Regions from separate parts of the Homo sapiens genome. Here region 2 is linked to region 1. Evidence: read pairs that join two places in POLR2A ChIA-PET (ENCODE). Cell type or tissue: endothelial cell of umbilical vein. All regions are shown on one strand. Links, peaks and the distances in the headings refer to the core of each region. The heading gives the core; the rest is flanking DNA. Region 1 overlaps CAV2-DT (CAV2 divergent transcript). Region 2 overlaps COMETT (cytosolic oncogenic antisense to MET transcript).

The links. Peaks named below come from ENCODE experiments on the same cell type or tissue, not always from the same donor. Only the 100,000 strongest peaks of a DNase experiment are listed, where the experiment ranks them.
Region 2: POLR2A ChIA-PET joins it to region 1 with 8 read pairs; 3 of 35 experiments call an interaction of 5 or more read pairs at or near these places.

What each region holds. Positions count from the first base shown.
Region 1 is chr7:116,492,469-116,496,871 of GRCh38, forward strand. All of the region lies in intron 1 of CAV2-DT (CAV2 divergent transcript), which reads right to left. Among named protein-coding and RNA genes, the nearest start is that of CAV2-DT, 4.8 kb to the right of the region's middle. In endothelial cell of umbilical vein, for the core only: no CTCF peak of the experiment used is centred there; no DNase peak of the experiment used is centred there.
Region 2 is chr7:116,614,791-116,619,193 of GRCh38, forward strand. The region is part of intron 2 of COMETT (cytosolic oncogenic antisense to MET transcript); the gene reads right to left. Among named protein-coding and RNA genes, the nearest start is that of MET, 55 kb to the right of the region's middle. In endothelial cell of umbilical vein, for the core only: no CTCF peak of the experiment used is centred there; DNase peaks (open chromatin) are centred at 201 and 2,061; H3K27ac peaks cover 1,873 bases.

The DNA.
Region 1 (4,403 bases), core at 322-4,321:
AAGAACAGCCCAGCTGTGGTAAATAATCAGCATTCTACAGTTTTAAGTAATTTAAACCTATCAGTCAGTCATTTGACACCTCTCATTTCTTGTGTTATATCATTTTTTCAACAACATGACTTGCAATACACACATGGTGAAATTGGAGAGGATTTTACAAAATGATAATATAATAACTCTATTTTTGCCCCAAACATTTAGCTATTTGTGCTCTACTCCTTCAGAAAATACTTTGCTTTCATAGTAAAAGTCTTCAGAACCAAGTAATTTGAGTAGCATGCCCTTTATAGCAACATTCTGCAAATTCTACTATTTCCAAATAAAGTAGTGTGCAGTTTTTCAGGACCACAATGTTTTACTATCTAAGTTTATTTCTGGTAACCTATTTATCCAAGAGATTCCAATGACTGCAATACTTTTTAAAAGGTAAAAAGGCATACCTTTTAGTACTATGTGTAATTATATGAACGTATATCGATGGACAATAAGTAACAAGCAGAATTTTACGTATATTCACTATTATGAAGTGGGGGGGACTCCCTCTGTCTATCTGGCACATAATTGTTATCATTTCCAAAAAGTGAAATGGTAACATAAAGATGTTATAGAAAATAGTGCATATTTCAGTAAAATGTTTCTTTCAAGGTCAGCATGATGAGAATATTCCGAATGCTTTGAAGGATTCTACTCTTCCTCCTCTTTTTTTAAAGAAAATGCAAACATGTACTAAAGTTGCTTTTGAAATAAGACATTTATCCATTTAGTAATTGCTTAACTAGAGAAGAATTACTTCATTCAGACACTCAAGAATGTCAACAGTCTTATTTATAATGTATTTAATAGAGTACCTTCTTTATTAACTACCTGTAGATCCAAACTTCAGGCTGTTCTAAACAAGAAACTAAGAACTTAATAAGCAGTTAGCAGACACTGAGGGTCTCATTGTGCTTCAGTGGCCCAAAAAGAGTAGATACAGACATCTAAATTGCCTATTTTATGCCTTTATGTATTGTAGAAATCTGCCTTACTGTTTTGTGTAGCCACAGAACAGAAATAGACTAACTTTTTTTTAGTAAACTCTCTGGAAACAAAAATCTTCCCAGATATTTATTGTTAGGAAAATATAATCTAAAAATTCTTCTGCCCAACCCCTTGGCTGCATCCCAGTCTTCCATCTGCTTTGTGCAGTTGGATTCCCTTTGCTCTTTACTCATAAATGATTCTCTCAAGCATTAAAAGTCACCTGATAGACACCAAAGCCATAATTTGCAAGATCCAGGTGGAAGGCATTTTGTACTTTTGTTCTTACTTTTATACTGGAAATATGCAATAAGGCTAAAATTCGTTTTTTAAAAAAAGACTTCCCATTTTTTTTCTCTTGGCTAATGTAGTAGATTAGCTATGTTATTTTCAAAAATTTGCATTAACTCTAAATAAAAAACAGAATAACATTTGTAAAAAGAAAAAAGATTAGAGAACACAAAGGCTTCAAACTGAGATACAATAAATTTTTTGTCCAAAATTAAATCCCAAATCAAGAAAACAACCTTTAGATCTGTTGTTTTAGCAACTAATAATCTGCTGTGCACATTTCAGTTGGTATTTGGAAAACATTTAACTCTGTAGCTTTGTAGAAATGATATTCCCACTTGAACATAGAGGAAATTGTACTTATTGAGAGTTTAACTCAAGAGTTAGTGCACAACAAAAGTTCATTAGTGCCCATTTCATGTTCTGGAAAGATAAAATATCAGCATCCTATAGAGATGTCTTATTTGTATATACAGCATTTCAGAAATCAATGGGATACTCAAAAGATTAAACAGGAACATCCTTTACTTATGGAACACAGGATAAAATAAATCTAAAATTAATTGTCATACATCGTTTTTGAATGAGAACCAAATGACCTATCCTACCACCTCTAATTGTGAATACAGGTTTTTCAAGAGTGTACCTTCTTCCTCATTTATTTCTAATTGCCAGGCATTGCCAAACAAAAGTTAATTCTGGAAATTCTTGTAAATGAAGAGAGGTTTTTGATCAGAGAAGGTGTTGTTTGAAACAGCCAGAAGATCCAGCTTGCAACAATTACGGACAAGCTACTGTGTCTTAATATCAAGCTAAAAATTCCCTGGTCCACTGATGCAAGACTTATTTTACTCAAATTGTGAACAAAAAGACAAGTGGTAAATTAGGAGGGAAAAAAGTGAAGCAACTTTTATTAAATACCATGCAACCATCTGGCACCACTCCGCAAAGTTGATTATTGACTAACTTTAATAGCAGACATTTTTGTCTATTCCTTTAAACATTTTGTGGAGGAAATGTCCTCTGTATTGGGGGGGGTGGGGGGACAGTTGGAGGTGGGGGGCAGATAGTGGTTGAGTGTGAGTTGGAGGGTAGAAGGAGGAAATTAAAAGATGCATTGATAAAGCAGTAGGGTACAGGAGTTATGCAAGCAATAGTTTATGTAAAGCCACAGAGAGAGTGGCTTATGCCAGAAACAGCAGGTCCTTCCAAATTTCTCAAGCTTTGTCCTTGCTAACAGTAAGCAAGCCTAGGAGGGGATGCTTGAAGAACCTGGTAAGCAACTGCCCGGCTCTCCCACTAACAAGTCCATGGATTTCTCAGTTAAGGTTACTTAAAATTGCAAAAGCTATTCACTTGCTGAAGATTGTCAAAAATCACTGAATTTTATAGCTTTAAGAGAGAATCTTACAGATCAAGAAGTCCCAAGCCTGTATTTTTCCAGATATAATCATTTAAACAATCCTAACCTTTGTGAGGAAAGTATAGGAGGCCAGGCAAGGTAGACAGAGCTTGAGGCCTTGGCAGTTGCTTCCTTTTGATCTCTAGGGGAAGGGGGTGGGGGTTAATATGTATTCATTAATTAATACCAACATTGTATTGAAAAAATTGCAATTAGTCAATGATAATGGGTTCTTCTGAACATTTTACATGACAAACAAATATTCTTAAGTTTAATTTCAAAAAGACGTGGAGTTTCTTTCTATTTTTTTTTTTAAGATGGGCCTTGCTCTGTGCCCTCAAACTCCAGTCTACAATCTCAAACTCCTGGGCTCAAGAAATCCTCTTGTAGTAGCTAGGACTACAGGCATCTCTCACTACACCTGGCTAGTTTTTTTTTTATTTTTTGTAGAGACTGGGTCTCACTATGTCTCCCTCCTCAGCCACCCAGAGAGCTGGGATTATAGGTGTAAGCCACTGTGCCAGGCCTAGCCCTGGAGTTTCTAATACATTGGTGATACAACTCTGAGATTTCTAAGCATGGATTTGTAAATGAAGAGCTGGAGCTTAATTTTTCTAATTCACACAGCACTGTTTCAACATTGTCTTATTCAGTGGTTCTCAGCCTGGGAAAGAAGGAGAAAGGTGATTTTGCCCCCCAGAGGACATTTGGCAACATTTGGAAACATTTTGGTTGTCATGACTGGGAGTGTTATAGGTATCTAGTGGATAGATGCCAAGGATGTTGCTAAACATCCTACAATGCACTGGACAGTCTCTCAAGGAAAAATGATCTGGCCCAAAATGCCAACAGGGTTGAGATTGAGAAACTCTGGTCTAATCTGAACACTCTGAATATTATTAAAACATATGGTGAGATCAAGAATTTATTACTGCATTTTCGTTAATACCAATTTGCTCAAAGGCAGTTTGAAAAACAGACCCTGACTAAAATTGCATGTGCGTTATACAGGGAAAAAAATATGACACATTTGTGATTTGAAAAGGAAAAAAAGCTGAAGGGAAAAAATTAGATATTTTTATTCATAAGAGCATTGCCATACAATTTTCAATGCTCCAGAAAAATAACCTTCTTCCATTGACACTGTGCTGAAAGAAGTGAGTAACAAAATGGTTATAAACTATCCTTCTCACAAATTCTAATCTATTATCAGACTGTTATTTCTAAAATATATTAATACACCATCTAAAAAACAGCCCTCTTATCAGAAGCTATGATACATAATAAGTCAGAAGATAAATGCACCAGTAGGAATTTATTATAATTTTTTTAATTTCTCTGGATTACAGGGCACGTAAACTCTGTAGGAGGTGCTTATTGGAGAGTAATTCTGTGATCCAGAAGACACTAGAATGTGTTCAGCCATTTAGCACCCACCCACCCCCTTTCTTTTCCCTTTCCTGGTAAATTTTCCTTTATGTTCATAAGGACAGATGCCATTGCTGTGGGAATCACTCTGGTTTAAGCCTCTTGAGAAAAACAGTAGCTAACTATATTAGTCCGTTCTCACACTGCTATAAAGAAATACCTGAGACTGGGTAATCTATAAAGAAAAGAGGTTTAGTTGGCTCACAGTTCCACTAGCTGTACAGGAAGCATTATGATGGCATCTGCTCAGCTTCTGGGGAGG
Region 2 (4,403 bases), core at 166-4,165, 120 kb after region 1:
CCGATTTTTCCTTTGTGTCCAGACAGAATTCATTTGTTAGGAGTCTCCTCTGTGACCTTAGAGTTGACTACAGAAAACAATACATTTACATGATGAAGGTAGCGTCAAAGATTTCAGTTTATTAACAACTTGGAAAGACGCTAATTCTGGACCCAGTAAATACACAGATGGTTCATTTAAGGAGGAAATATCTGCAAAGTCATGTTTCCTGGTGTCTGAGACCTACACAATAGACAAGTCAAATGGTTAGCAATCTCAGTAGTGTTTCTTTAATTTGATTTGAATCCTGTACTTTCAATGTTGACTTCTGAGCTTTATCTTGACTTTCTTTGATTGGCACGCCCTTCCCAAGGAGCTGGTTGTCTAGGTGATGAATACTGCATGTCATAATAAAACAAAATACTTTTGAGGTAAACAGTCACTAATGCACTGGCTTTGGAAGTTTAACCTCTCCCCTGATGGAGGGAACGGGCATGAGGATGCCTCCCCCTGGAAATTGTCAAAACAGGGTTCAGTGTCAATTCATCCATGTACTTGCTCATCCTTGACGATCTGCAGTGAATCTACATTATGAAAATATTTTTAGTAAGCTGGATTTTTTAAGAAATAAGAAAAGAACACTACATCATCTCCTGCCAATTGGTATACGGCATGTGTAAATCATTTCTTTACAATTCCTTTCATAACTTATAAAATTCACATTCCAAGAATTTCCTGGAAGGATGTATGCAGTTAGATTTAGGTGGTTATGCCCTTTTCAGTTTCAGCACAGCTTTGAGTCTTGCCCCAACCTGAGACCTGACCCCCAACCCCCGATTATCAGTAATTCCATCTAGTTCGCATAAAGAGTTCTCTCAGTTATTGCTCAGTGACAAGCAGTAGCTTGAGAGAGGTGGGAATAGAGAGCAATATAATAGCCAATCCCTTTGTACTTTTTATGGAAAGTAGTGAAACTGAAGAGAGACAAAAGCCATCTTGAAAGAGTGAAAATGACAACAGGACATCCGTGGCTCATTAGGCTAGCACAGTAGGCTTCCCCATTTGGAGAAATGGGATTTGAAGTCCCAAGAACAAATGAAAGGTAATTGTTTTGAATGCTCATGCTATTATTTATTTATAAGAATCTACACACACATACCACATGCACACACACACATACCTTCACACCTACATGCACACCAGAGAGCTTAGTAAATGAGTATGCTGTGCCCAAGAATGGAAAGGGTAGAAACAGCAGGAGCAGGTTCGTTGGCAGAGCTATACAGCAAAAGACAAATATACCCAGCATACAGTATGTGTGCTTGGCTCAAGTCTGTGCAATTAGTACTTCTATTTACAGCAAACCTCTTGTACCAGCAATTTAAGAGTAAATGACAACTAGTTTGAAATTGTTTGATCAGAATGCAAAATTGAACCAAGGTAGGTTCTAAAGCAGATTAACTAACTCACTTTTTTTCCCCCTCCTGCTAATTGAGAGTACATGTGCTCATTCCTGGCATTGATTTGCTGGCTTCTAATTCAGGATATGAGTTTAAAATATTAATCCACAAACTTCTCATTTTCTTTATTGGTTAATACAACTCATGACAAATTGTACTGCCTAAATTCTTCATCTTAATGCTTCCACTCTGAATTTTTTTCTGATTCTTCCATCTATTTCATATATTTGTCCTTATCACTCCCCTCACAGGCTATATTTTTATTTTTTCCTCTGCTAAATTTTCTTAGAGCAACATTAGTCAGAAAAATGAGAATATGAGTAACAGAGATTAATAGATACCACTCAGAGGACAGAGGCTCAGCACAATGTAAGCTCTGTGCTGAAGAATGGAATCATTGGAAAGAAAAAGAGTTGGGTGCCCAGAGGTTGATGTGGGCTGAGTCCTTCTTTTCTATGAACGTTTCCAAATACCTTATTTGGCAAGCACTGAGTCTTGCATTAGTCAATCCGTTTTCCTTTGGAGTTTGCAATTAATCTAATTTTCCAAAGATGCCAATTTGCCTGTTTGCTGAAGAGAACAATATTGGTGTTACACAGAGGGTAGTTGACCCAAGCAGACACATAATGCCTGATCTTGAAGCCTATTCTTTACAGATAAGGAGATGAACTACACTCTACTCTGTAGAATGACTCACAAAGATGATTGTTCCAGCAGCTAGTGCCATGAAAACCTCTGCATTCCAAAGCCCATTTTGAGAAGTTATTGTTCTTCAAAGAGCCTACTGTTTGCATTACAATGTCATTTACATTACATCAGAAAAAAACTAAAATTCACCTTTGCCAAAAGGAAAGGCAAAATCATTACAGGAAGTTATACTTTCTTATTTCTAAAACAAAAATTGCCCATATGGAGAACCAACCAAAATAAAAATTTCTTGGGAACAAATGTCAACCATTTAAAAGATATATTTGATGTTAACATAACACAGGTATTTTTTAAATGATACCACTTTTTTCACAACAATTTTCCTAATTATTCACACCACTTACAATTCAGAGAAATAAACTCGGAAGTGTTTTGAGACATAAAGAGGGGAGGGAACTTTTTTTTAAAAGACCACCTGTGTGTGAAGTGCTTCACTCAGATCATTTCACTAGACCCTCAGAACAACCCTGTAGGGTCCACAGGATATTCTAACAGGTAAAATACTGAGGCACAGAAAGACTAAATAAATCATCCTGGATCACACAGAAAGTAAGCTGTATATTAAGGGAACATCTGTCCTGAACCATCATAACCTTTCCAGCACAATACATTATATGCTAAGTTTCTTTCTTCCTTTTCTCTCTTCCAAAAGCAAATGTCTTATAACGCAATGACTAGAGAACTCTTCAGGAATATATCACCTAATTTAGTAAAGGTATTCTTATGAATAAATCAAATTCATTTTTAAGAGAATCAAGGATATTTTCTTCTGCTATAAAGTCTTCAAGAAATAATTTTAATGTTTTGTTTAAATTAATATATGCTCTTCTATTTAATGTGCGTGTCCTAATTTGTATTTTAGTATAACAAATTCAAGCACAGCACATCATAATTATGAACAATTCTTCATATGTAAACATAAAGCACACCAGTGACCTACCAGGAGTAGGTAATATTATTCAAGTTGTTTTTCCAGCAGTAGTGATGAATTGGCACCGATTCTTTCTTTCTTCTTTTCTTCCCTGGTTCCCTTGGGGAAAATTGTATGTATTTGCATTTGCCAGAAACTCTATTTAAGATTGAGAGCATAAAAAGTGTCCCAAGTGAAACAGCCCACAAGGGAATTACACCTATGACCTTGGCCTCATTCATATCACGCTCGAACCAACTGAGTTAAGCAGCTGTATTTTCTTAAGTACAAGAACATATTTATTTGGTAAATATGGGAGTTTCGACTTCTCCAAGCCCCTCAGAGACCATTAAGTGGACTTCAGCATTCACTTGTTCAACAGATTCTGATTGAATACTTAAATGCAGACAGTCTAGTACTTAGTGATTTGAGAGCTTAGTGATTTGCATCAAGCAGTACAAGATGTGACTCCTGGTCACCAGGAATTACAAGTTAGTTGATTAAGGGAACAACATACACAAAAGTATAGCCATATGTATTAGGTAAGCCTGGGCCTGGATTCAGAGAAACCTGGCCTTGTATCCTGGCTCTGACACTTACTGGCTATAGGATATCTATCATACGACTTCTTCTTTTAGGTTCTACTTCCTTACATGTAAAACAGAAAGAACCTCAGAAGTAGTCTTGAGACCCAGATGAGAGCCTATTCTTCAAGTTCTTCACATAGTGACTCACATATATTGAGCACCCAGTATATTGTAGCCACTGTGTGAAAGATGGGAGAGATGAGAATCAAAATTTTCTAATCTCCTAAGATTACTTAGTTTGTCCAAAACTAAAACTCTGCCCAAGCCAAAACTATCCATATTCTTCTCCATCTCTGCTAATTGGCATCATCATCTCTAAAGCAATCTGTGTAAACTAATGCGTATACTTCCCTGTCTGCTAGATTTCAACATCTCAATACTATTTCTTGTCACTTAATTTGCAGAACACCTTTACCTCCCCTCTGAGCTATTTTCTCAGCTACTCTCCAATTAAAGCTTTTGATTCCTGGGCTGGACCAGTACCACCTCAGTAATCCCCTGACTTGGCATATTTCTTCCCAGTTTCTCATTCATCCAATCAGCCCCCCGTGTAACTGTCCTCAGCACTCTCACTAGACACAGTGCTAGTCAAGTCCTGACAGCATACATTGGACTTTCTAGGCATTGTCTATAGAGTACTTGTTAAATTGTCAACAGTTATATAAAAATTCCTTTCTTTGCACTTCCACTTCCAATAGTACTCTGAATATTTGCCATTTGACATATCACACAGAGGTCAAACTTCACAATCATCCCACC